Regions from separate parts of the Homo sapiens genome. Here regions 1, 2, 4 and 5 are each linked to region 3. The links are chromatin loops, found by intact Hi-C in ENCODE. Cell type or tissue: endothelial cell of umbilical vein. All regions are shown on one strand.

Region 1 (5,000 bases), 85 kb before region 3:
ATGGTGCAGTGATGACTTACAGTCTATACCTGCATCCCAGAACTCTATTATTTTCATTCCACAAACATAATAAGTTCTTACTATGTGCCAGTTTAATAGTCCTCCCCATAGGAACTCTCCATTGAAATGATCCACAGGCATCTAAACTCAGCATGTTCAAAACTTAAATTATTGTGCCACACACACACACACACACACACACAGTCATATTATTCTTCTGTCTTTCCTTTTTAAGTAAGTGGTACCACCCATGCACCAAGTCAACCAAATGAGAAATGTAGTAACAATCTTAAAATCTCTTTTCACCCACACCTACATCCAAATAGTCACCAAGTCCTGTGGATTCTACCTCCTAAATTCCCTAGAATCACTCCCCTCCTCTCCAGTCCACTGTCCCACCTCAGTTAAGCCTCCACCCTTTTTCACCGGCATTACTGCAAAGTCTCTTAATTGGCCTCTCCTTTCAGTCTTAGTCTCGGCCAAACAATTCTCCACACTGGCCTTTCTAAAATAAATCTAATAATAGCACCTCTCGGTCTTAAAAAATTCTGTGGATCTCTACTGGCCTCAGATAAGATCCAAACCCATAAAAATGCCAATGATCCAGCTCCCAGCTACCTATCTAGGATCACATCTCAACACCCCACTCTCCTACCTATATTCAGTGCCTGTGGTTTCCCATGCTCCCTCACTCTTTCATAACTCGGTACACACTGGTACCTCTACTCAAAGCCTCTTTACCCTCTTATTGTCTATCCAGATTTGTTCACACTCCCAGACTCAGATCAACTGTTGTGTCCCTAGAATATTTCCTCTGCCTTTCCCCTCACATCCCCACTCTGAATTACGTGCTGCGTTCTTGGGAATTCCAAAGCATTCTTTGGAATGTTGATACTTCTCTCTACCCTGGCACTTATCACACTTTCTTATGTTTCGTATCCTCTACATTGTAACCTGCTTGAAGCCAGGAATCATTGCTACTCAGTATCTCCAGTCCTATCTCAGTGCCAGGAACATAGTAGATATCCAGTAAGTGTGTGTTGAATAAATGCTTGTAGAATGGAAGATTTACAGTAAAAAGCTTCCCCAGGCTTCATCAGCTATGGACACCAATGAAGTCATAGTCACAATATTAACTCAAAGCCCACTCTGGCCCCCAGTCCTTTCATGTTAGATCTCAGACTCTGCAAATACACACACACAGAGAGAGAGAGAGAGAGAGAGAGAGAGAGAGAGAGAGAGAGAGAGAAGGCTGTGCTCAGGAAATTGCTTACACATGATTCCTTCAGACTGCAGGAGCTTCCCACTCCACTTGACCTCAGCACAGTCTCCACTGGTCACTGATGCCCCTTCCTGGCACCTGCACCGATGCTGCGAAGCCTTCATGATGGTGGTCTTCAGCAAAAGAGAAGAGTAAGTGAGCAGAGAAGAAAGCTTATCTCCTCTGTCAGAGATGGCCCAAAACAATGCAGCTTGTGCCTTGATTTTTTACACACCTTTGGATAAAACATCTCTTTCACCACTAATTTGCACACCCCTGCTCTGCATGGGGCCCCAGATAAGTTCAGTGGAGGTTGATGTCAGATAAATCTGAGTGATGGACACAGAGCTGACTCAGCCACTTTTCCTTTCCAACAACGATGGTATTCTTGACAGAGGAAGCTGATCTGCCTGGATCCTCTCTCCTTCTGCATTAGTGTTCAGTGCCCCACCACTCCCTGCCCAGGGGTTCATTGGATACGGCTGATTTTCACCTATATTAAGCCGGAAAACTGTCCCTGCCACACCCTGCCTCACACACTGTGCTGGCACAGGGCACATAATAGTAAGCAAGGCAGACATGCCATCATGGAGGCCACAGAGCATAAAGGTGAGAGACCGAGTGCTGGAGCCAGGCCACTTGGGTTTACCCCTGGCTTTGTCACTTTCTAGCTGTGTGACCTTGAGCAAGATACTTTACCTCTCTATGCCTCGGTTTTCCCATCTGTAAAATGGTGATAATAGAATACCTAATTTATAGTGTTGTTAGGACGAACAAGTTAAATCATGTTAAACACCATTGCCTGGCACATAGCAAGTACTCTATAAAAGTTAGCTGGTATTATTATAGCCTAATGGTAGATAAAAAACAAAATAGACAAATAGGAAAAATAATTACTGATTATAATATGTGTCACAGAGAATAACAGGAATGGTGAGAGCAGGTCGTTTTAGGCAGAGCCAGAGAAGACTCTCCAAGGAGGTAATTTAAGTTGAGACCTTAAGTTCGAGAAGGAGCCAGCCACAGCAATAGCTGGGAGAAGAAAATTCCTTGCAGAGGGTCAGAAGGAGCAGCAAGTGCAGAGTTCCCAAGACAAAAAAGAGAGCTTGGTGAGCCCTAACAGTAAGAAAGGGTCAGAGAGCTGAGCAGACTGAACAAGGGGCAGATGGCACAGGAAAAAAGGAAGACCAGATTGTGCAGGGTTGATGACTGCAAGAGAAAGTTTGGAGTTCATTCTATGTTCAGCGAAAAGCCATTGGAAAATTTTAAACCTGAGAGTGACATCTAATCTACATGTTTTAAGATTATGCTAATAGATTGAAGGTAAACAAGAGTAGAAACAAGAAGAAAATTAGGAGACTATCGCAGTCATCCAGGATAGAGATGAGGGTGACTGCCACTAGGGGGTGGTGGTGGAGATATAATAAATAAATGGTCTAGGTCTAGTGTTCTCTACAGAGAAGATGCAGTGGTCTTTGCAATAAGGCAGAGCTGGCTGGAGCATTAAAAGTTAAGAGAATGTGAATTAACCTGTCTTACTATAACCTGAAAGAGAGAGATGTTTTTGTTTGTAAACATGGTGTTCCGTGAAAGACAGACCATCACTATTGTCTACAACACAAAGCAATGATTTACTCAGTGTCTGCAATGTAGTCTAGCTCTGGATTTGGTAGAAATGACTTTGTTCCAGGATGGAAGCACAAATATCTTCTTTTCTCCTGATACATATCTCAGCTCTTGTTTTTGAGTCATTAAAATTATTTTTACAAATATTCTAAATAATAAGAAAGCAAACAAAATAGGCATTAGCTTCAATAATCATGCAAGAATTAAGTTATATACTTTGGGTTATTTATAAAGCAATAGATTTATATTTTACAGGTTATAAATGTCTTGTATTATATAAGCCTTTTTGTACTAAATATATATACTATATTAAAATATTATATAGAAATTGGAAAATTTTTATTTTACATAATTAATTTTATAATAATTTTCTTTTATAAATATTGATGATTATATACATGATTTTTTAATGTCACACTCTTAGTCAAGAATGTAGCCCCAAAGGGAAATAAAATTTTCTTCACGAGAATTTTTAAAAACTTACTTTGGCAAAATGTGGCCTGCTTATAGTCTTGTATTACACTATTTCCTGGCACAGGTCCACACACAGAATAGATTTTAAAGGCATGTTTTGGTATCGTCTTTTCTCTGCTCTCAACCAATGAAGTTTTCTCTCTCATAATCTCTCGTCATGAAAAAGTAGGTTCCATCTAAGAAAAGTATTACCAAAACACTTCAAGTACAAAAAAAAAAAAAAAATCATGTCAACGTATATTTATCAAACAACTAATAAACTTCTTCCTCTATCCACTCCCAAAATCCATTTATTTCATCCCAACTAAAATTAAAGTACATGTAGAATTGTGCCAACTAAGAAAGTAACTCATGTCTTAAAGAAAGTGGAAGAGAGCTATAGTCAGAGGGAAATAAAGGAAAATAAAAGAAGCCACCCAAACTTAAAGGCCACTTCTCTCAGGATGGCTTTCAAGACAAAAGCTCAAGGGAATTAACATTTGTTGCATATAAAAACTTAGGGAACATAAAACACTAAACTAATGTGAAATTCTAACCATCCAGAGAACAAGCACATTCAGAAAATGGAAAGCATGATACAGTGAAGAGAATAAGCAGAGCCAAGCTTGGGAGGTAGGATAGATTTTGTGAGAAGTCAGGTTAATTCTTAATTGGTCAATGCATGGAAGAAAACTAGCAGATGGGAAGCCAGCCAAGGGACTCAAGGTTAAAAGCATTAAATAAAACACTTTGAGTAAAATGGTAATCAAACAATAATTCACAAGTAATTTGGCTGATTAAAAATGTCTGAAAGAGGCGGCCCTCAACTCCACTGCTGAGCTAGGAATTCCATATACTGAGCTTATAAGCATGAAAGTTGGGGTGAAAGCTGCATGTCTCCAAAATGGTCGTCCTTCATGTTTATGTGTAGAGGATGATCTCTTTCTGGGCTGGCTGAGTTGGTGTCCAAGGATCTATTTTACCCATTTGTTCAGTATCCAAGATGGTGAGCCTATCTGATTATCTAAAACACTGACTCCTAGGGCCAGACTGGAAAATGGCCAAATCCTTCGGGGAAATCACAAAATCCAAATGAAAGCAGATTCAGAATGGTTATTTTTAAATGTGGCACATCATTTCCATAGGCCAAGAAAAATATCAGGTTAGAGAGAAGAGTAAGAGTGCAGAGGGATGTGGCACCATTAGAAATCCCAACAGAGGCCAGGCACAGTGGCTCACAACTATAATCCCAACACTTTGCGAGGCCGAGGTGGGTGGATCCCTTGAGCTCAGGAGTTTGACACCAGCCTGGGCAACATGGCAGGACCCTGTCTCTATTTAAATATATACATACCTACACACATACATATATATACATACACACACACACACACACACACACGCATATATTTCTTTTATATATATGTACGTATATATTTCTTATATATATTATATATATTTGAAATCCCAACAGAATGTACTCTTCCCCCAAAAGTTTTGAAGAAAGGCCCAGCTGGCCTCCTGCTTTTGCCCGTGTCCCTGCAAATCTCTTCTTAACACAGAATGCAGGTAATTCTATTAAACATAAGTTGGATTATGCCCTCATCTCCTCTAAACCTTCCAATGACTTCTGACCTCCTTCAGAGTAATTTCCAAACCC
Region 2 (5,000 bases), 1.5 Mb before region 3:
TGAGGGCTGGAACTCCAGGCTTCATCAGATTGATACACTTAGCAGGTCCATCAGGGATGTCAAAGTGAAATATAACCAGGTCAGTTGGGTGCATTAGTAACTACTGGGATTTACAACCAGCTACAAATACTATATATGTGTATATATATATGCACACACATATATATACATGCACACATACATACATATATACACATATATATACACAAATATTGTATATTTGTAGACAATATTGTAAACTTGTACATATATATTTATATATACACACATATATAAGAAATCATAATAATTTAATAATTTCTCTTGTCAAGAGCTTATTCTGAATACTACCCACGGACCTCAGAAAAAGAAAGAGCATTTTTTTCCCAGCAAAATGCATCCTCCTTTGTAGTGGGCTAAGGAATAGGCACCATGAACAGGTGATACCATTGTAATTTAAAGAATGGAAGAAAGTCAAATAAGAGTATCTACCATCCAACGAAAGGAACTGTATGCAGAAGTCTTTTGGGATCTCCAACTGAGGATAACCGGCTCCCTCTGATTCTGGGTACACATGTCTGCCTCCATGAATGTTAGCATGCGGCCAGGGTGGGGGAGCAATGGACGTCTACACCAGTGCTTGGCCATTTGTAGAGTGGAAATTGCACTTTGCTTTCAAAAATGGATTCTCCTCCCAGCACCATGCAACTCGACTAGCTGAAGGCACAAATGGAATAAATGCACATTCTAAAAAAAGGAGGGAGGGGGCGAAAAAATAAACCCCACCCAGGAATCTTTAAGGGAAACAGGTGCTAGCAAGAGAAAGCGGCCAGCTGTCAATAACACTTAAAACTCCATCTTCGTTACTCTGAAAACAATTTCAATGGGGGAAATACCGTGCCCTGTTCCTGAGGGTTTAATTTACTAGGCTGTCTCTGTGAATTAGAGTCAGATCTAAGTTTCGCACTCAGGAGCGGTTTTCTCTGTCGACTACGTTTGCTCTTCCGAGCTCCAAGTCGGTTTCTAAAATGGGCAAGCCTTTTCCCTCCCGGCAGCCTTGACCCCCACTCCTCCAAGTCGTCACTTTTATTTACAGCCCGGTGAGCGGTGTCTGTGTCGCTCAGCCTGGCCCCAAGAACAGTCACCGCGAACAATGAGCCAGACAAGGGACCCACCCAGAGAACGCCTGCTCGCCGGCCGCGCGCAAGCCCGCTAGCGCGGGACGCTCCGGGCTTCGGGGCTCTGGGTGCCCCCACCCCTTCCCCTCTAAACCCCAAGGAAAGCAAGAAGGTAGGTCGTTCCCTACACCCAGGTACTCGTGCTCACCCAACCAGCCCTGCCTCCCAGCACCCACCAATTAGATGCCGTATCTAAAAAGAAAATAAAAAAAGCGGGGCAGCGTGGCGGTTCAGCCGGCTGCCGACCCGGATCCAACTCGCCCAGCTTGCGGGTTTGGCGCTCACTTGCGCCCGAGTCCGCGGCATTTTGAAATCCCGGAGGATTTGGGGTGGGGGCAAGAGGTGGGGCCACGAGCCATAAAGTGGCTTCCGCTCCCTCCCCCCGGCCTGGCACAGCTCCGGGATCGGGCAAGACACAAAAGACGGGTCTTATCAGTGCCAACAACTCTGCCGCCGCCTCGGGCCATGCTGCGCACGGGAACCGGGCGGCGGGCCTCGCGGTCGGGTCTCTGCGCCGGCCGCGGCGCGCCGGGAGGCTGGAGCATCCTGGACGCCGCCAGAGCTCCCCGGTGCGCTTTTCGCGCAGAACCTCCGTCAGCAGCTCCTCGCTTCGCAGATAAAGAAGTAAAGGCGACGGAGGAGAAATGGAGAGAAAAGGGAAGACTTACTTGGGGGCCGAAGGCTCAGCCTGACTCCCGCTTCGGACTCGGCAGGTGTCTAGCACCGCGGGCCCAGGCGGAAGGCGCTGGCGCAGCGCAGAGCAGGGACTCCACTTATCGAGGACTGGAAACTCCCCTTGCCGCCCGGCCTCCGCGCTGCGCTCCTTGCTGTCACCGCTCCGAGCGACGCAGGCACGCTCCCCGCTGCCTCCTAGTCCTGGTGGGTCTCTCTGCTCTCTTCTCCGGGTTCGTCCGCTCCCTCACAGACCACACCCTGTCACCTCAGCAGCCCTCCACTCCTTCCTCTTTGACACTTCCACCGGTTACTCCGCCGTCTGCGTCCTCCCACCCCCACTCAGCCCACGTGCTCCTGCCGCTCCCTCGGCTCTAACTTCCCCTGCCGGGAGCCCCCACCTCCGCTCTGAAAACCCTTTGGTCTCTGAGCAGGGGAAAGGTCCTGGGGTCTTCGCCCACATCTCCCCAGGCCCTTCGGTGCAAAGGACCTTGCTTTGATTTTGTCGTTGCGATGGTTTAGATATATTGTGTACTACATATTAAGATGTATTTCTTTAAATGAGCTACATATCACTTTTAATACTGTAGAAATGTATTCCCAGGTGTTAATCATCTAACCGCTGTTCATTGGCCTTTGGAGTTAGACTGTCAGCCCAGCTTTTCTCCATATGCAAAAAGGCCCACAAAGTTCCAGAACACCCTCTTTACCCCAATCCAAGCCACACGTGCCCTTTTCTAATGAGCCCGCTTCCTCGCTGTTATTGTTGTGGAAATATTTTTATATTTACTTTTCCCTGTTTCTGCAGACAATGAGAAGTTCCTTTCTAAGGGCTTCCCTCAGCATTCTGTTCTTAGTTTCATGATAATACCTATCACTCATGTGACATTTTCCTGTTTGGATTACTTCCTCTACTACTGGTCTTTAAGTTTCTCTAGGCAGAACTATTGGTCTGTAAGTTTGTTCAGGCAGAAATAATTCATACTCATATTCATAACTTTGTCAACAGCTCCTAGTGTGGTCCTCGGCATACAGTACGTATTCAAACAATGTTCAAGGAGTGAATGTCCCTTAAATATGAGGCAAGCTTTGGTGGTTTTATGTGGTATTTAAAGGAAGGAAGACTTCAATTTGTATGCTTGGCTTGTATCCCATATAATTAGTCCTGTGGAAAACAAAGCATTTTGGAGTTAGCTGGATGATTGCTCATACGTTCCTTTAATTCTTGAAACAAGTCTTCCTTGTAAGTATTACCCACTTTTTCTAAGATGATACTCAGGTTGGTAACTTGGTGGTCACTAAATGTGAAGACCCCTAAGCCTTAGAGATCCCATGGTTCTTCACACCAGCCCAAGCTGCATCAGGCTGGCGTTAATGCAATACTTGACTGCCCAGCTACCCAGCCACATGCAAAACCTGCCTACCAGTACCACAGAGAGCTTACCCAACCATCTTTCCTCCAAAAATAGCATTTATTTTTCCCTCCCTCTTTCTCTTCTCTTGCTTGACTCACTTAAGTCAGAGTTCTAAAAAACAATAAACAAACACCTCTCAATGCTCAGACCTCTTGTTAAACTTATTGTCTTAACTCCTAAACTTAAAATTACTTTCATGAACATATCTTGCCTTAGCTATCCCTGTGTCTCACACAGGGCTCCATATCTCTTTGGTTTCTCCATTCAAATAAATAGTAATTAACATTTGTTAAGTCTAGAGAGACCAAAGATCAGGTAGCAGCCAGCCATTGGTCCAAGCATTAACACATAATAGCTCATTTAATCCTCAACAACCTTGTGAGATAGAGCCTATTTTATAGTCGGGGAACATAGGCATAGAGGTATATCACATAGCCAGTAATTAGTGGAGCAGAAATTAGATCCCTGGCAATCTGCTTCAGAGGCTGCTTTCTCGACCACCATGCTTTAAATGGCCTGCCATAATCCCTGGCACCTAATACATGTTAATGAGCATTTTAAAAATAATGAATGTTTACCCATCCACACTTAGCATCATAGCAGGAAGAAGAGACGGTAATGAAATGGGTAGAACTTCAGGTTTTTGAGGACATATAATTGACCTCAATACCACAAGAACTGCTTTCTGTGGTGGGACTATGGACCCTACCTGTGGCCTGTATTTGAAACATGAGAGGGACATGGTCCATGCTCATGACATCAGGTGTGCGTGACAGATCGCTGAGCCTTCACGTTTGGGTTCTAGGACCTCCTTCACAATCAGTGAAAGGCATCTCCAGCTAAACCGATTCCTGGCCAAGCCCACCAACAAGCCAATTTGTGTTCTTCAGGGACCCAGCAGTGAGCAATGTCAGTTCCTGTGGCAGGTTAAATAATGGCCCCCACAGATACCCATGTTCTAATCCCCTAGAAACTCTGTTACTTTATATGGAAGAAAATGGATTTTGCAGATGTGATGAAATTAAGAATCCTGAGAAGGGGAGATTATCCTGGATTATCAGCGTGGGCCTTAAGTGCAATCATAGGTCCTTTTAAGTAGGAGACAGAAGGAAATTTGAGACACAGAAGAGGAAAAGGGAATGTGACCACAGAGACAAAGATTGGAATGATGCAGTCACAAGCCAATGAATGGCAGCAGCCACCAGAAGCTGGAAGAGGCAAGGAAGGAATTCTCTCCAAGAGCTTCTCAAGGAAGCACAATCCTGCTTTCATATTGATTTCTGTCCAGTGAAAGTGATTTTGGACTTCTGGCCTCCAGAACTGTACAGAAATAAGTGTATATTGTTTTAAATCACCAAGTTTGTGGTAATTTGTTACAACAGCCAAAGGAAATGAAAATACAGTTCCCAAATCTGCAAGATGACTTTCAATACCTGGGGATGAAACAAAAAGATATTTCAAGCAATTGATCAATTTTCTCTTCTGTGGCCAATGAAGCCAATCATTTGTGGGGAGTGAAGGAGGAGGAGAGAGGAACATTTAGCTCTCAGCATATTATATAAAAGCCTTCCGATCTAGACTTTGCCATTATCTCCAAATAATAAATACATACAATAACTGGGATATACTTATATGATTTAAAGTAGACTTGAAAATTTAAATTTGTTGCTCACTACCCAACCATATTGCCTAAAGTACATGATAGTTTACAATTTTTTTAATTTACTAATATTTTATTTAGGATTTTAGCATCCTT
Region 3 (5,000 bases):
GAGGTCCACACAAGGTACAGGTCATTAAGACCTTGCTGATACAACAGGTTGCAGTAGAGAAGCTGGTCAAAACCCACTAAAAACAAGATGGCAACAAAAGTGACCTCACTGCTCATTATTCACTAATTATAATGCATTAGCATGCTAAAAGACACTCCCACCAGTGCCATGACAGTTTACAGATGCCATGGCAACGTCAGGAAGTTAACCCATATGGTCTAAAAAGAGGAGGAACCCTCAGTTCTGGGAATTGCCCACCTCTTTCTTGGAAAACTCATGAATAACCTGCCCCTAGTTTAGCATATAATCAAGAAATAACCATAAAAATAGCCAACCAGCAGCCCTCAGGCTGCTCCACCTATGGAGTAGCCATTCTTTATTCCTTTACTTTCCTAATAAACTTGCTTTCACTTTATGGATTAGCCTCGAATTATTTCTTGTGTGAGATCCAAGAACCCTGTCTTGGGATCTAGATCAGGACCCCTTTCTGGTAACATGAGCACTGGAGTGACCAAGGGCAGAGGCTGGCAGGCGTCTACCAGACGAGTCGTCTTGTCCACCCGGTTGTTGAGCGACTCCTCTGCTGTGCTCACCCTCAGCCGGGTATTGATGGCCAGCAGGGAGATCTGAGTGCTCTCTGCCCACTCCTGTAGGTTCATCCACACCTCACCCTGACTCTTGCTCTCAGATCTTCCACTCCTGCTCTTTCCAGACTTGCAACCAAATCAGTCACCACTCCCCAGGAGTCCATGTAAGCGACCTCGGGCCCCTTCTCCCTCCATACAAGATGGACAAACAAGGGTACTGCTCACAGCTCTGCTCATTAGGAAGACTCCCTCTCCACTGTCCTTTAAAGCCACTCTGGAGTGGGCAGCAGTCCATTTTCCACTCCTACCAGCAGACCCAAGCTTTTCTGCAAGCATCACAGGGAACCCCCTCTGGCCCCATGCAGCCATGATGTGAGCTGGGGAAGGCATCAGTGCAGCAGAGGCAGATGCCCCAGGGATGGGGGCCAACTGTTCATGTAACACAGTTGCCAGGCTTCAGCCCAAACACCTCTAGACAGAATCTCCAGGTGAAAGTCTAGAAAGCCCTATTTTGAAAAAGCTGATTGGGATGTGCCACCAGGTTTGGTTACCAGAATCGTGCAGTTACCCAGCATCAAGGCCCAGTAAGGATACACAGAAAGGCTTCAGTGCATAACGTAGACAGAGTGTGTGCCCTGGCAGAAAGAATCAATGGATACAAAATGCCTCAATGAAGATTTGAAAACTATCACTTTTAAATCAATTGACAATTCAAAACTAGATTGTTTACTTACAGATGGGGCAGTCAGAAACAGCCTGTACTACTCCTCTATAAAAAAATAAGTAGAATTTTGGCCAGGCACAGTGGCTCACACCTGCAATCTCAGCACTTTGGAAAGCCAAGGCAGGGCGGATAACTTGAGGCCAGGAGTTCAAGATCAGCCTGGTCAACAAAGTGAAACCCCGTCTCTACTAAAAATAAAAATAAAAAAATTAGGCCCGGCGCGGTGGCTCACGCCTGTAATCTCAACGCTTTGGGAGGCCAAGGTGGCGGGGGGGGGGTGCGAATCACAAGGTCAGGAGATCGAGACCAGCCTGGCCAATATGGTGAAACCCCATCTCTACTAAAAATACAAAAAAAAGTTACCCGGGCATGGTGGCACGCACCTGTAGTCCCAGGCAGAAGAATCGCTTGAACCTGGGAGGCAGAGGTTGTAGTGAGCCCGGATCACACCACTGTACTCCAGCCTGCGCAACAGAGCGAGATTCTGTCTAAAAAAAACAAAAAGAAAGGAAAAGAAAAAATTAGCCCTGCGTGGTGGTGTGCACCTGTATGTAATCCCAGCTACTCAGGAGGCTGAGGCAGGAGAATCGCTTGAACCTGGGAGACTCAAGTTGCAGTGAGCTGAGATCACACCCCTGCACTCCAGCCTGGGCAACAGGCAAGACTCTGTCTCAAAAAAAAAAAAAAAAAAGAGGTAGAATTTAGTTAAACATGCAGAGAGACTACAGAAATTAACACCAGTGACAGGAAAAGCATGAGCAAATACACAGAGGTGAATGAGGCTTCAATCCTAAGTGTAACCAGGGAAAGGCAGAACCCAGGAGTAACCTGGAGGAAGCTCCAGGGAAGCTTGCAAATGCATGTGCTCATACACACCCCATGTGGCTTCCCAGTCACAACTCACCACAGCTGCTCATAGTTTTACAGTTTCATGCCATGTGTATTGATGACCAACGTCTAGATTTTACAAGATTCCCACATTCAAAAATTTTGCTTCCCGTTAGACAAGATGCAGCATAATTTTCAGTTCCAGAAATGTTCTCTTCCTACCTACAGCCCATATTCCCAAGGCTGCCCATCCCCTGAAATAGATAAATAAACAGAAAACAAGGAGGAAGAGAGAGACAAAAAACAAGTAAGGAAAGGGAGAGAGAAACTGAGAGGAGACAAACAGACTGAGAGGAGAGAGAGACACTGGGGAGGAGGAAGACAGAGAAACAAGATGTTTATGTGGGGTTTTTACATTTGTGGAAGGTGCCCCTGAGGAAAAGCGGGAACCACAGGACAACATAGAATAGAAAGGGGAAGAGCGCCCTCTTGTGGCTCTGACCTGACCTTGTCTCTTCCTAGCCACGTGACCTGGGCAAGTTACTGCTCCTTAAGCTTCAGTCCCCCGTAAAACACGGGTAAAATGCGCTCCCTCAAGATGGTCGTGAGGATTAAATGAGAAATTGGATCCAAAATGCCTAACCCGATGTCCGCCTCAAAGAGCTCGATCAATTGTAGTTATTAATGTTATTTTTATTACGATTGTGATTATGGCAATGGGTGAGCAAACTCACCTCAGCAGGAAATGGTATTGCCCTCCTCCCAGAACCCGTAGAATTTAACCAAAAAGACCATATTTAACTTCGAATTACTTTTGTTTCCTACTCTTACCCTTGTGTACATTAAATCTCACCTACCGAAAACATAAGCCCCACGTCTCATTTACAGCTTGTCTCCCAAGCGTCATGTCTCACGCTAGAAATTAGAAATCAGTGTTAATCAGCTTTGCTCACAAATGCTTTATAATTAAATATGGGGCTGAAGTAAAATAATAACATCTTCCTTTCTGTACATTCGTATAGTGGCAAGCACTTACCTTATATTATCTCACTTGCGCACTCCTTTGTTTAAGAGATGTTTATTGAACACCTCAGCCGGAAAAGCAAAGCCCCTGCTCTCCGAGGCTCGGCGTGGAGGAGACCGAGAGCCGTCGGGGGACTGGGTGCCGTAGCGGGGGGCGGGGGGGGGGGGGACCGGTTGCCTTGGCGGAGGCGGGGAACCGGGTGCCTTGGCGGAGGCGGGGAACCGGGTGCCCTGAGGGGACTGGGTGCCGTGGCGGAGCGGGGGGACTGGGTGCTGTTGGTGGGACGGGGGCGGTGCTGGGTGCGAGGGACGGGGGCGGTGCTGGGTGCGAGGGACTGGGTGCCGTTGGGGCGGAGGTGGGGGCGGGGAACTGGGTGCCGAGGAGAGAGAACTGGGTGCCATAGAGGGCCGGGGTACCGGGTGCGGTGGAGTGGCCGGGTGCAGTGAAGAGGGGGCCCAGTGCAGTGGGGAGACCCAGTGCAGTGGAGGGGACCGAGAGCGACGCTGCAGCACAGCAGCGTGAGCTGGACTTTAAGGACTGTTGTTCCCTGAGAGCGCAGAAGAAGAAATCTTTCAGGTCTGTAGTTAGCTCTGGGAAGGAGTCCAGAAGGATGAATAGGAGTTCGCCGAGCGGAAGGGGTGGAGCATTCCAGCAGGGGGAAAGCGCCTGGAAAGAGAGCGCACGGCGCCTCTGGAAGCTGTGGTCCTTGTGCGTTGTGGGCTGGTGGGAAGGTGGCTGGAGAGGCGAGCAGGGGCTCCTGGAACCGGGGGTTCGGGCCCCTTTACTCAGCGCTGACAGTGCGCAGGTGGTAAACATTCACAGCGTGGCGTTACTTCTAACTGGTCAAGCCAAGCGTTTCTAGGCACGGCCTATAAAAGGCCAGGAAGGACCGAGACCCCTCAGGTTTCGCAGCACGCAGGGGGCGTCCGCAGCCCGGGCTCCAGGAACGAGCCAGGCGCTTTCGCGCGCCCTCTCCGCGTACCATTACTTGCACGGTTCTGTCACAGAACCCACTGACAAGCCCTGCGACGTTGAAAGGGCTGTCGTAAGCAGGTGCTGGCAGGAACCATGGTGTTCTCTGGCAAAAAAAAAAAAAACAACAAACCCACCTATCCTCTCTGGAGGAGCAGCAGTTCCCTTTCCTGGCCAGCAGGATGCCGTGCCAGTGTCCTAGGGGACCCTCTCTGTGAACTCGGGCTCCCTTAGACTGGAAGCTCCTCCAAGGCTGGAGCCCGTCTTACTCACCTGAGGAACCTCAGCAGTCGGCCAGGCCCCATGCGATTGCTAATTGTAGAATGAATGAATAAATTAACACTGTTAATGGAGAAGACAGGATGTGTCCACCTTCCTATCCTTGTAGTAAATGTGGGTTTTTAAACCCCACACCTACACCCATTCTCGGTCCATGTGGCTCACACATGGCTGACCTAATCCTCTCCTTCAAGGATGAGCACATGACTGGTTCCGGGAAGCTCACAAACCCAGCTTGAATCCTCAAAGTTCTCACCAGATTTTTACTGTTAACAGAAAAGAGGCATTGTCTCTGGGTCTGTGGGCTCTAGACCAGGAAAGTCTAACCCTGCCCAGGCCCACTTGGTCAACATATGAAGTGAGTCTACCTGAGAAAGAAACCAACACAAAGAAAGTCAGAGCTGAAAGGTCAAGAAATTAAGAAATTAAGCTTCTTGATCCACCCATGCTTGATCTCCTTCCCAGACTTCCTAGATACTTAAACCAATGAAAGTTTTATTTTTATTTATTTATTTCTACTTGGCAAGTGAAATAATTTAGACAAATACATTTCTCCCCTTTCCTTTACTACCTAAGCAGAAATAGG
Region 4 (5,000 bases), 1.5 Mb before region 3:
GTTTGTCAAAAATATTGGTGTCAAGGAAGCAGAATGAAAATTTTGGGCTTTGGGTTTAGAAAAAGTTAAATTTGAATCCTGGTTCTCTTGCTTACTAATTAACCGTTATCCTCCCCAAAGAAAAGAGAAAAAAAAATCTCATCCAATTGCAAGTGTGAATCCAGGTCCCTGCTTGGACCACCCTTGGTGTGAAAGATTCACTTGGGAGTTACACAACACAGGAGCCCTTCTAAGCAGAGGAGGAGGCCAAGCTGTTATTGTTTTCACCTAATCCACTTCCTTAGAGCTCTGTCTTTAGGAATCAACATGATCCTAGACACAATGGGATCCATATCTTATTTTTTTAATTGACAGATAAAATTGTATATATTTATATTGCACAATATCAAATCCTGAAAAATACATACTTTGAATGGTATAATCAAGCCAATCAACATATGCATTACCTCACAGAGTTGTCATATTTTGTAGTGAGAACACAAAATCCGCCCACAGCAATTTTCAAGAATTCAGTATATTAACTATCGTCACCATTTGTACAATGGATTTCTTGAACCTATTCCTCCTGTCTAACTGAAATTTTATATCCTTTGACCAAGATCTTCCCACCCTCTGCACCAACCCCTGGTAACCACCATCCTACTCTCCACATCTATGAGATCAATTTTTTACATTCCACGTGTGAGTGAGATCATGAGGTATATACACAATGGAGTACCATTCAGCCACAAAAAAATAAGGAAAATCTGTAATTTGCAACAACTCAGATGAAGTTGGAGGGCATTATGTTACATGTGTCAGGTAATACCAACTCTGTCCTTTTCTAGGACAGTAAGCCTTTTGACTCCCCAAGGAAATGATTTAAATATATCCAAAAATTATTATTAGTTTACAAATATGACACAGAAAGAAATTTGTATTTTGAAAAATTAGTAAAAAAAATAAGAAATATAAACAATAATACTTAGAGTACTCCATAGTGTGTATATATTAAACAGTGCAATAATTAATGACGGCATGGGAATACAGATCTCCATATCAAGAGGTCATTTCAAGACATTTCTGATAAATTATCCAAAACAGCCAAAGAAACTGGTAGGCTGAGAAAAGCCCTTCAGTGAGTCAAGAATCATCAAACAAGACTTAATGCTAGGATTTTTTTTTCCCACTAATTTTGTTGTGGTAGTTAAATTAGAGGCTATGAATGAACTATTGTGGATTTATTTCAATTAATTCCCCCTCTCCACTCCTTTCTTTCAATCTTTAGCTTAGGTCTTCATTACAAAAAAAAAAAAAGACACTTGCAAGTTCAATCTTTGAGATAAATTTAACAAAGCAAGGCAAGATAGAAGAGCAGTCTATGCACATCTGTAACCTAATTTAAAAACAGAATTTGAGGGGCCATCCTAATTGTTCTTCTGATTTTCTACTCTATTCCAATGATTTAAAGACCTTAAACTCACTGCCTGTGAAAACTTAAAAGTGTTGGCACACAGAGAACCAGTTAAGTTTGGCTCTCTAAACATCTGGAAGATAACCTCGTATACAGGGTACAGCATCAAATCATCACAGGCTAGGAGGAGAGACTCTTCTATAATGGAGAGTAAAATCTCACAGGTTAGGGAAGAACAACTGTTCTTGAAAGTACCAAAGTGATATTAATGAATCCACAGAAGAAGCTAAAAAACCACCACCACAGGTACTTAAATCCAAACTACAGAAAGGGGGAGGGTTAGATTCCCCATTTGGCCACATAGATGAGCAAAGGTTTTTTGAATTTATATGTGATTTTTTTTCTTAACAGTGCTAAGATCTCCTAGTATATCCTGTTCAAGAAACCATTAAGAATCTGGTAGTTTTCCCAGTTACTCAAAATTCTAATGAACAGAAGCAGCCACACAAACCCAACCTGACAAGCTTAAGATCTTTTGTTGGTTGTCTTCTATAATTGATATTATGTGTATATTGAGAATAAATGGATGCTGTAGCCTCGTGCCAGTAGCTCTTTCTAACATGTTTCGCATTCTCTTGAATCGTGTGCAACTTTAGAAATTTCCAATCATCTTACTTTTAAATACCTCAGCTTACAATATGAAAGGGCTTAGCGCTGATTTAAATTAAGACATTTTACATAGCTCTGCCTGCATGCTTTCAAAATACTCAGTCAATTAACATAAGCTACCTTCCAAAGGATTTGCTTTAAGTCAGGTGGAAAGGAATATTATTTCAGAACCAAAGAAGGAAAAAAGAATATGGAACATACAGCAAACCAAATTTCTGAAAAAACGTTAAAACTGCTCAATTTCCCCATATTTTAGGGGGGCTGTCTTTTTTCCTCTTTAAAGAGTTCTACCAAAGATCTCTTTTGGCACACAAATGTCCTCCAGGAGGTCTCCCAAGGGATATAATATCCAAAATGTTGCAGCCCCTTCTATCAGACAGTGGCTCAGAAAGCCTCTCTGCAGCCTCCAAAATACTGCAGGCTCAATTACCCTCCGGGTGCAGTGAACGGGCAGAGCCATTAATCATTCCCAGGGCACTAAACGCCTTGAGAACAGTTCTGAGTCTGGCAGCATTAGGGATGTCCAAGAACTGAGCTTGTCTCCAACAGCTGGGCCATGCTGCCACCTGGAGGACAGCAGAACACATAGCTCCTCAGATGCCAGTTACTTCCCTCCAGTCCTAGTGGACCTACAACGTGTGGGCTATGCTGGATGAATATCACCTGCTTCTTGGGTGGTTAACCCTGTTCTCACGTCTCCAAAAAAAAAAAAATCTGAAACTTTCCCCTTCATTGATAACTTGCTGTGGAGCACCTGAGGCCAGTGGTGGTGGGTGAAGGCAGGTGGCCTGGGGGGCCTTGCTTTCTCTGCTGTCCTTCATCCACACGCTCACCCACGTTGAATCCCCATCTGTAGGTGAGCCTTTCCTCTTACTCACCCATCCAGTTAATGGGGGTCTCACATTCTGTTCTTTCAACAAGACATCGTGTCCACCCTCAAAGTGCTCAGACTCTGGATGAAGAGGTAGACAAGAGAATAGAAGGCTGTGCTCATTCATGATAAATGTTCAAACACGGCGAGCACAAGATGCAGTGGAACCCCGAGAAGAGATACCTAAATTGGTCAGGGTCAGGGGTTAAAGGACATTAGGAAAGTCTCCCGTGAGAGTGATCCTTTAGAGGCATCATGAAAAGAACAAGAGTGTGGTTTTGACATCTGGTAAGACCATGGTAAAATACACAATTATAACCACAAATCATGCAAACTTTCTGATTTTCATTTTCTTCCCCTGGAAAATTTTTGTATTAATACCTATCTTATAATGTTATCAGGGGAGATAGAAAATTATATATGTCAAAGAGCTGTGATAGTATATTAGCTCAACACCAGATAATCATTTTTGTTCTAATTATCCCAGCTCTGGCAGAGAAAGTTAGACTTATCTGGGCAGAGATAAAGGGCAGGGAACGGATGATGCAGCCCAAGTAAGACAGGTGAGAAAGCAATGTGCTCTGGGGTCTTCACACAGCACATTGTCACTGGAAACACTTCTGTTTCACCCTTCTTTTCATGTTTCTCTGTGTCCATCTTTCCTCTTTTTATTCTGCTCTTTTTTTCTCCACTGTCCCCACTTAACACTCAAGGGAAAGTAAAAATGCCATTTGTTTCTAGAATATTAAACAAGTTTTTAAGTTTCAGGTAATTAATGATAAGAATATTTGTATGGAGGAGAAATAGGCATCTGGAAATGATTCTTTTTTTCATCAAATTTCCTTTACGTAACTTGGTGGAAAACTTAGTAGGCAGGTAATGCTATTCTGGTAAGTGCTGACACCGGTTGATCCCTATAGAATGCACTAGTTAAGTTTGAGTGAGCTGTAGTGACACCTCCTGGTAAGACAAAGAGAACATCATTCAACACAAAACTTTCCAGGCCTTTATACTTTTATGATAAAAAGCAGTACATGAAAACATCTTCCATATGAAGTATCTTCCTAGGTGGAACAAAAAGTTTGTCTGTAAAGATAGATACACTCACATATGTACATACTCCAGTTGACTGACTACCATTTTAAAAACTGGCTGAGTCAAAGAAAGAAAACAGTTTTGTTTTTATGTCATGACATCAGGTAACTGTAATTTCCTAGACAAATATTTCATTCACATATTTTGGTACTATGTGTGCAAGGCCCTACTGAACATTCTCTAAAGCTAAGAAGAAGTTACTTTATGTAGTATTTTTGACCTGGTTCTTTGTGAAATGCTGATCTGATACTTCCTCTTGAATGCCTGGACTACCAACACCTTAATACTTCCACCTCAACCCTGCCCACTCCCTAGCCCCCACACGCAATTTCCCATAGGTCTGTCCTGGCCTGAAGTATCTTCAAGTCTAGAGTCCCCCAGTCCACTTACCTCCCCACTCTCCCTCTCAAACTCTCTAACTCTTTCAAAATGCACCGGTGTTTTGACAAGCATTTTTAAGACATTAGGTACCAGAAGTAAATGATAAGGAGTGTTAATAACTTAACCTTCTGTATCTCCTTAGTGACACATATATGACATATATATTTGACCTTGTAAATATTAAGTTAGCTTCTCTCAGAAATACAATTCCATGATCTTAATAGTAAGAATCTCAGCCAGCCAACCAAACCTATCATCCATCCACCCATCCACCCATCCACCCATCCATCCATCCACCCATCCACCCATCCACCCATCCATCCATCCACCTACCCACTCACCCAATATTTATTTAGTTGTCTACCATATGCTGTACTCTCTGTTAAGTATTAAGGGAACAAATGTAATCACAACAGACATTATCCTTGTTTCACAGAATTTAAAATCTAGTCATGAAATAGAGGGGAAAAGAGTTAACCAAACAAAAGAAAAGCTCAAATTGAGATAAGGTCTATTAAAGAGACAATAAGGAATAAAGAGTGAATAAAAAGAGTAAGAGATATTCTGCAGATTAATAGAAGTCACAGACAG
Region 5 (5,000 bases), 610 kb before region 3:
TTCATCAATTAAAATTATGGTTTAAACTTTGTGGTAGGCTAATTGGCCCCCAAAGATATTCAGGCCTTAATCCTTAAAACCTGTGAATATTACCTTTTATAGAAAAAGTGGCTTCGTGGATGTGACTAAGGATATTGAGACAGACAGAGAGATTATCCTTCCTTATCAGGGTGGGAGCTAGGGAGAGGGATATTTGACACAGAAGATGAAGGCAATGAAAGCATCTTACAACACAAGTAAGATGCTACACCGGTGGCTTCAAAAATGGAGGAAAGTCTGGGCGCAGTGGCTCACACCTGTAATGCTGGCACTTTGGGAGGCTGAGGTGGGCAGATCACCTGAGGTCAGGAGTTCGAGACCAGCCTGGCCCACATGGTGAAACCCTGCCTCCACTAAAAATACAAAAATTAGCCAGGTGTGGTTACACATGCCTATAATCCCAGATACCTGAGAGGCTGAGGCAGGAGAATCACCGGAACCCGAGAGGCAGAGACTGCAGTGAGCTGAGATCACACCACTGCACTCCAGCCTGGGTAACAGAGCAAGACTCTATCTCAAAAAAAAAAAAGAAAAAAAATGGAGGAAAAGTCCAGGAGTCAGAGAAGGAAATTAATTTTGGCAGCAGCCTCTAGAAGTTGGAAGAGTCAAGGAATAAATTCTTCTCTGGATCCTCCAGAAAGAACAAGCCCTGCTGGCACCTTGACTGTAGCCCAGTGACACTGATTTTGGGCTGCTGGACTCCAGGATTGTAAGAGAATAAATTTGTGTTGTTTTAAGCCTCTAAATTTGTGTTAGTTTATTACAACAACAATAATAAACTAATACAAACATAAACTCCCTTGTGATATTAGTACCAATAGTCCTTTGTCTAAGGGTCTAATTGCTTTGAGTTAGCCTAAAAATGTTTTAAAAATCTAGTTTCTGGACACACAGACCCCGGACCATACACAGCGGAAACCTTCTAAGAAACCCACTGCCCTCCCAAGCAACACCTTTAATTTGGATTCACACTTTCTTTCAAACTGCAGTAGGATGCAGTTTCCCCTACTGTGGCCTCTGAAAAATACATCAGTTGGTTGATTTTGCATGTAACTATAAGGCATCTAGTAGGGTTTGAAAAAAATAAGCCAAAATAAAGTATCGAGTTCACATACTATTAATGGCTGCAGCTACTGTCATTCAAATGCAGCTATTCTCCCTCACTTTCTTATTACAGAATGCCCTTACTAATCTTCTACAGGTATCAATGCCACCCAGCCCTGTCTGGACTGGATGCTAGTCTGCTGTTTCTTAAACCTTAATATGCATTATATGCAGTGAAATCACCTGGGGATCTTGTTAAAATGCAAATTCTGATTCTGTAGGTCTGAGGCAGGACCTGAGATTCTCAATTGTAATAAGCTCCCAAGCAATGCCAGGACTGCTGGTCTACAGACCACACTTTTAAGTAGCAAGGTGCTAGATCATACTCTGGAAGTTTTAGCCTAAGGTGGATTTAAATTGGCACTACCAACAAAGCCTTGTGATATTCCCAAACCCTTGCAGAACTTACCTTGAAATACTTTTGCTGGATGCCGCACTCTACCTAGTGCACCGTCTCTGGTCCTGGCCTGCACGTTAAGTACTTCCTTTGCATGCCTCTATTCAACATAACACCCTTGAATCCCATCCTGGTCTTCAGAGAATTTTTTCCTTATGATGTGGGCACTGAACTTGTAAGAATCTCTTCTGCTTTTCCTGAATGTCAGTGTTTCTTCAGTCCCCTGAAATCTTACTCTAAAATGTTTCCTTTATCCTGTTCACCTGCACCCCTAGGTTGCAAAGACTTGCTCAGTCCTTAAATAAAGGCTTTTTCTACTGGTTTGGGTCCACGTCTAATGAATCTATGCCTAGACAGGGCCAGTGTCTCAGGAGCTATCAGGGGCCCAACATCCTGCCATAGCTGGCTTACCTTTGGTGGCTCCCAGCAATATCTTAGAGCCTATTTCCATCCCTTCCTGTTTTAAAACTACCACTCCCTGTGGCATCCCCTGTTGATTTCAGTTTCTGATCTGAGTAATGACTATAGTCTTTGGTTAATTTATGAAGGACACACAACTGGCATACCCTGCACCCCATAAAAGATCAAGTATTTTCTCCTCCACCTGCTACATACAGGTTCTCCCATTTGGTTCACTTCCTCTAGCCTCTATCAAAGGGCTTCCCAGCTCTCTGCTGCCCTCTCCTGGCATTCTTTAGCACTGTGCTCACATCAGCGCTTGAAGAGCCAAACCAATGGAATCACAGACCCTTGATCTGCAAAGACCTAGAAAGGTAATCTAACTAGCAAGCTGAACTGGGCATCTACTACTTTTATCAGCATTTTCTAAGTAAGAATTTCAACAGAAATATAGAAGGATCACATCCTTAACAGAGTTTCATTTCTAACAGAATGAAAATCACAAGAATAAGAATAGAGGAGAGAAACTTTAGAGTAAATTTAAAGAAGAAAGAGGACCCCAGTTTGGCTAAACTAGTGGTTCCCAGGTCTAGCTGGAAAGATTTCAAGAAATATTGTCCTCTGGGTCCTACTCCAGTTCATTCCTGATTACTTATATTTTTGATAATCTTCCTAGTGATTCTAATGACTGTTAAGAGCTCCTTGTTTAGACTATAAAATATGAGATATGAATTAAAATCTGTCATATTATGGAAAATATTAAATGACACACTTACATTTTATAGACAATTTTTGAATATTTGTAAAGAGCAGCAGACCTCACATAAAAGGGTGCTTTGGTTTATACTTTCAGAGTACAGATCCTCCTGACCAGACTTTGTTCTCTGGCCTACCGCCATCCTTCTGTGCTTGTCCAGCCTCCTGCCTCATTAAGTGTTTTGCACTATATCTTTAATGCTGACCCCCACAGAGGATCCATGGCTCCTCCTGACTAGGCACTGCCCCTTCACCCTAGTACTACAGTCTTAGCCCACTCAGGGAAGCCCCCTACCACTTCATGCCCTCCAAGCAACACACCCTTCCCTCTCGGACTGTGCTGCCCCCTGTTCTGTGGGCAGACCCAGATGGTGAAGGCCTGGGGTGGGGGAGACAAGTGGAGCTACACTAACAAATGATACAATGAGGCTCTCTAATACTGTTTTCTCGGATACTCCTAATGTTGCTTCTATCTAATAATATGTTCTGATTCTATAAAAGCTATTGTCTCTCGCCTTGGCTGGAGTCTTTCCCATCCTATCCTACTTATCATAAGTACCACCCTTTCCCAAAAGACTTTCCTGACTGCTCCACCTCTCCCTAGTCAGAGTCCACTTGTACTTGTCTTGTGTACCATTATTTCGCATTTAACATGCTTTAATTTTCTTTCCTTCAAGATATTCAAGTTCTCTATCTTACTTAACATGTTGTATTTTTAGTTGTTACACTGCAAGTCTCTCTCATCTTTATACTGCTTTATTGCGCTGGAAAGGCAGACCACGATGCCTTGCACACAGTGGGTGTTCAGTTAGTATTTACTGATTGGATTTCTTCCAAGCGTCACTGGCTCAATCCTTAGAAATAAAACCCCAATCCTGGTAAATCTGTCTTTCTTGGCCACTTGGCTTTTTCCCTTCCAATTCACCAGTGCTTACCCAATAATCTCTTATTCCTCAGAGGCTAGACTCCACGTTTCTTACCTCCTTTGGCACCCATTTCTTACTTCTTTTGGATGATCATTTCTATCCTTTAGCGAACCTCAGTGTGCTTTTTCTCCTTTCCAGTGTTTACTCTGCTTAGCTAGAAGATCACTGGCAACTTTGAATTTGCATTTTTAATCAGGCATTGCATCATATTTTTACTCTATTATTCTTAGTTCCTGTTGCATTTAAGCTACTGCGGGGTATATGGGTGAGAGCATAAACATAAATAAGAAAGCAATTTGCCTTACTTCATCTTCTAAAATCTCTAAGCGTTAATTTTACATAAAGCAATATCACTTTGTCTTCCTTTCATAGAAACGTTGCCTGCTATTTTTAAGGTAAAAATAAAGGCTCTCTTAGGGCAAAACCTACCTATTCCAAAGCCCCTTCTGGAAACAAATATTATTTAAATTCAGTTAGACCTTTTGCCCAAGGTACACCTTCCAGAGGAAATGAAAGCAGTACACTTCATTTGGCTCTGCTCCCCATATCCCTATCCTATAATTCTTGTCCATTACAGCTTATTTCTGACCCTGGGATGTTGTGTGTGCTTCGTACATAGAGAAATCTGATCCTCACTAAGCTGTCCAACTCCAGGCAAACCCCAGCTCTGTGATTATGGCAGGGAACTGCTATAGCCTGCCAGGTTTCTCTGTTGCAGGTTTACTTCCTGTGCAGTGGAGTCCCCCTCTCCCAGGTGTCCACACAACCAACTGAACACCCTCAAAGTTCCCTGCATTTAGGGTCTTTGCTGCCCTCTCCTGTTGTCCTTTGACAGACACACCAACCCAGGAACATCAGAAGTGAGCTTTCGTCTCTCTCTTCTCACTGCTGTCTCACTCCCATGTCTGACAGCCACTGAGTGATCTCCAAACGAATCTGAAAATGTGATCGTCTGAAATGGAATTCAAATTCTCTCTGCTCTTCAAATTAGCTGAGAATATGAAATGACCTCCCAAATCCTAAACAGAAAGGCAATGGGATGCCCAACAATGTGGTTAGTTGTTAGGGGTTTGCAGGGAGCTGAGAGAGGCAATGAGTATTAAGGCACAGGCTCCTCCAGCTCTGCCAGTTACTAGCAGGATTTCCTTCTGCCAAGTTGTTTTGGCCACTTATGCTCCATGTCCCACATCCACAAAATGAATATAACATTACCTCTGGGCCATTTCAGTAAGCAAAATCCCAAAATAGTTAGCACTCAGATGATGCTTATTATTGTGTCAGGCACCGTGCTGAGAATTTGGTGCATTCCGTCTCTTAATCTTCATAACATCCACGAGAGATAGAGACTACCCCAATCTCATTTTACAAATGGAAAGACT

The links. Hi-C counts contacts between places; a loop is a spot of excess contacts. Peaks named below come from ENCODE experiments on the same cell type or tissue, not always from the same donor. Only the 100,000 strongest peaks of a DNase experiment are listed, where the experiment ranks them.
Region 1: a loop joins it to region 3, with 7 times the contacts of the local background. A loop is called at or near these places in 67 of 110 quality-filtered maps.
Region 2: it touches region 3 in a loop (10-fold over the local background); 6 of 110 quality-filtered maps call a loop at or near these places.
Region 4: it touches region 3 in a loop (5-fold over the local background); 6 of 110 quality-filtered maps call a loop at or near these places.
Region 5: it touches region 3 in a loop (7-fold over the local background); 26 of 110 quality-filtered maps call a loop at or near these places.

What each region holds. Positions count from the first base shown.
Region 1 is chr15:45,788,190-45,793,189 of GRCh38, reverse strand. All of the region lies in intron 1 of LOC105370802 (a long non-coding RNA gene), which reads right to left. Among named protein-coding and RNA genes, the nearest start is that of SQOR, 160 kb to the right of the region's middle. In endothelial cell of umbilical vein, a CTCF peak has its summit at 2,646 (motif pointing right); no DNase peak of the experiment used is centred here; H3K27me3 peaks cover 193 bases.
Region 2 is chr15:47,181,244-47,186,243 of GRCh38, reverse strand. It overlaps a transcript of SEMA6D not described here. Among named protein-coding and RNA genes, the nearest start is that of SEMA6D, 530 kb to the left of the region's middle. In endothelial cell of umbilical vein, no CTCF peak of the experiment used is centred here; DNase peaks (open chromatin) are centred at 1,873 and 2,843; H3K4me3 peaks cover 1,928 bases; H3K27ac peaks cover 1,390 bases.
Region 3 is chr15:45,703,465-45,708,464 of GRCh38, reverse strand. LOC105370802 (a long non-coding RNA gene) reads right to left here and starts at 3,270. Exons shown (of 5, transcript NR_135680.1): 1 at 3,176-3,270. In endothelial cell of umbilical vein, a CTCF peak has its summit at 2,632 (motif pointing left); a DNase peak (open chromatin) is centred at 2,654; H3K4me3 peaks cover 1,340 bases.
Region 4 is chr15:47,193,801-47,198,800 of GRCh38, reverse strand. It overlaps a transcript of SEMA6D not described here. Among named protein-coding and RNA genes, the nearest start is that of SEMA6D, 520 kb to the left of the region's middle. In endothelial cell of umbilical vein, CTCF peaks have their summits at 2,641 (motif pointing left) and 3,905 (motif pointing left); DNase peaks (open chromatin) are centred at 2,590 and 3,880.
Region 5 is chr15:46,309,548-46,314,547 of GRCh38, reverse strand. No RefSeq gene overlaps it. Among named protein-coding and RNA genes, the nearest start is that of SQOR, 680 kb to the right of the region's middle. In endothelial cell of umbilical vein, a CTCF peak has its summit at 2,230 (motif pointing left); a DNase peak (open chromatin) is centred at 2,217.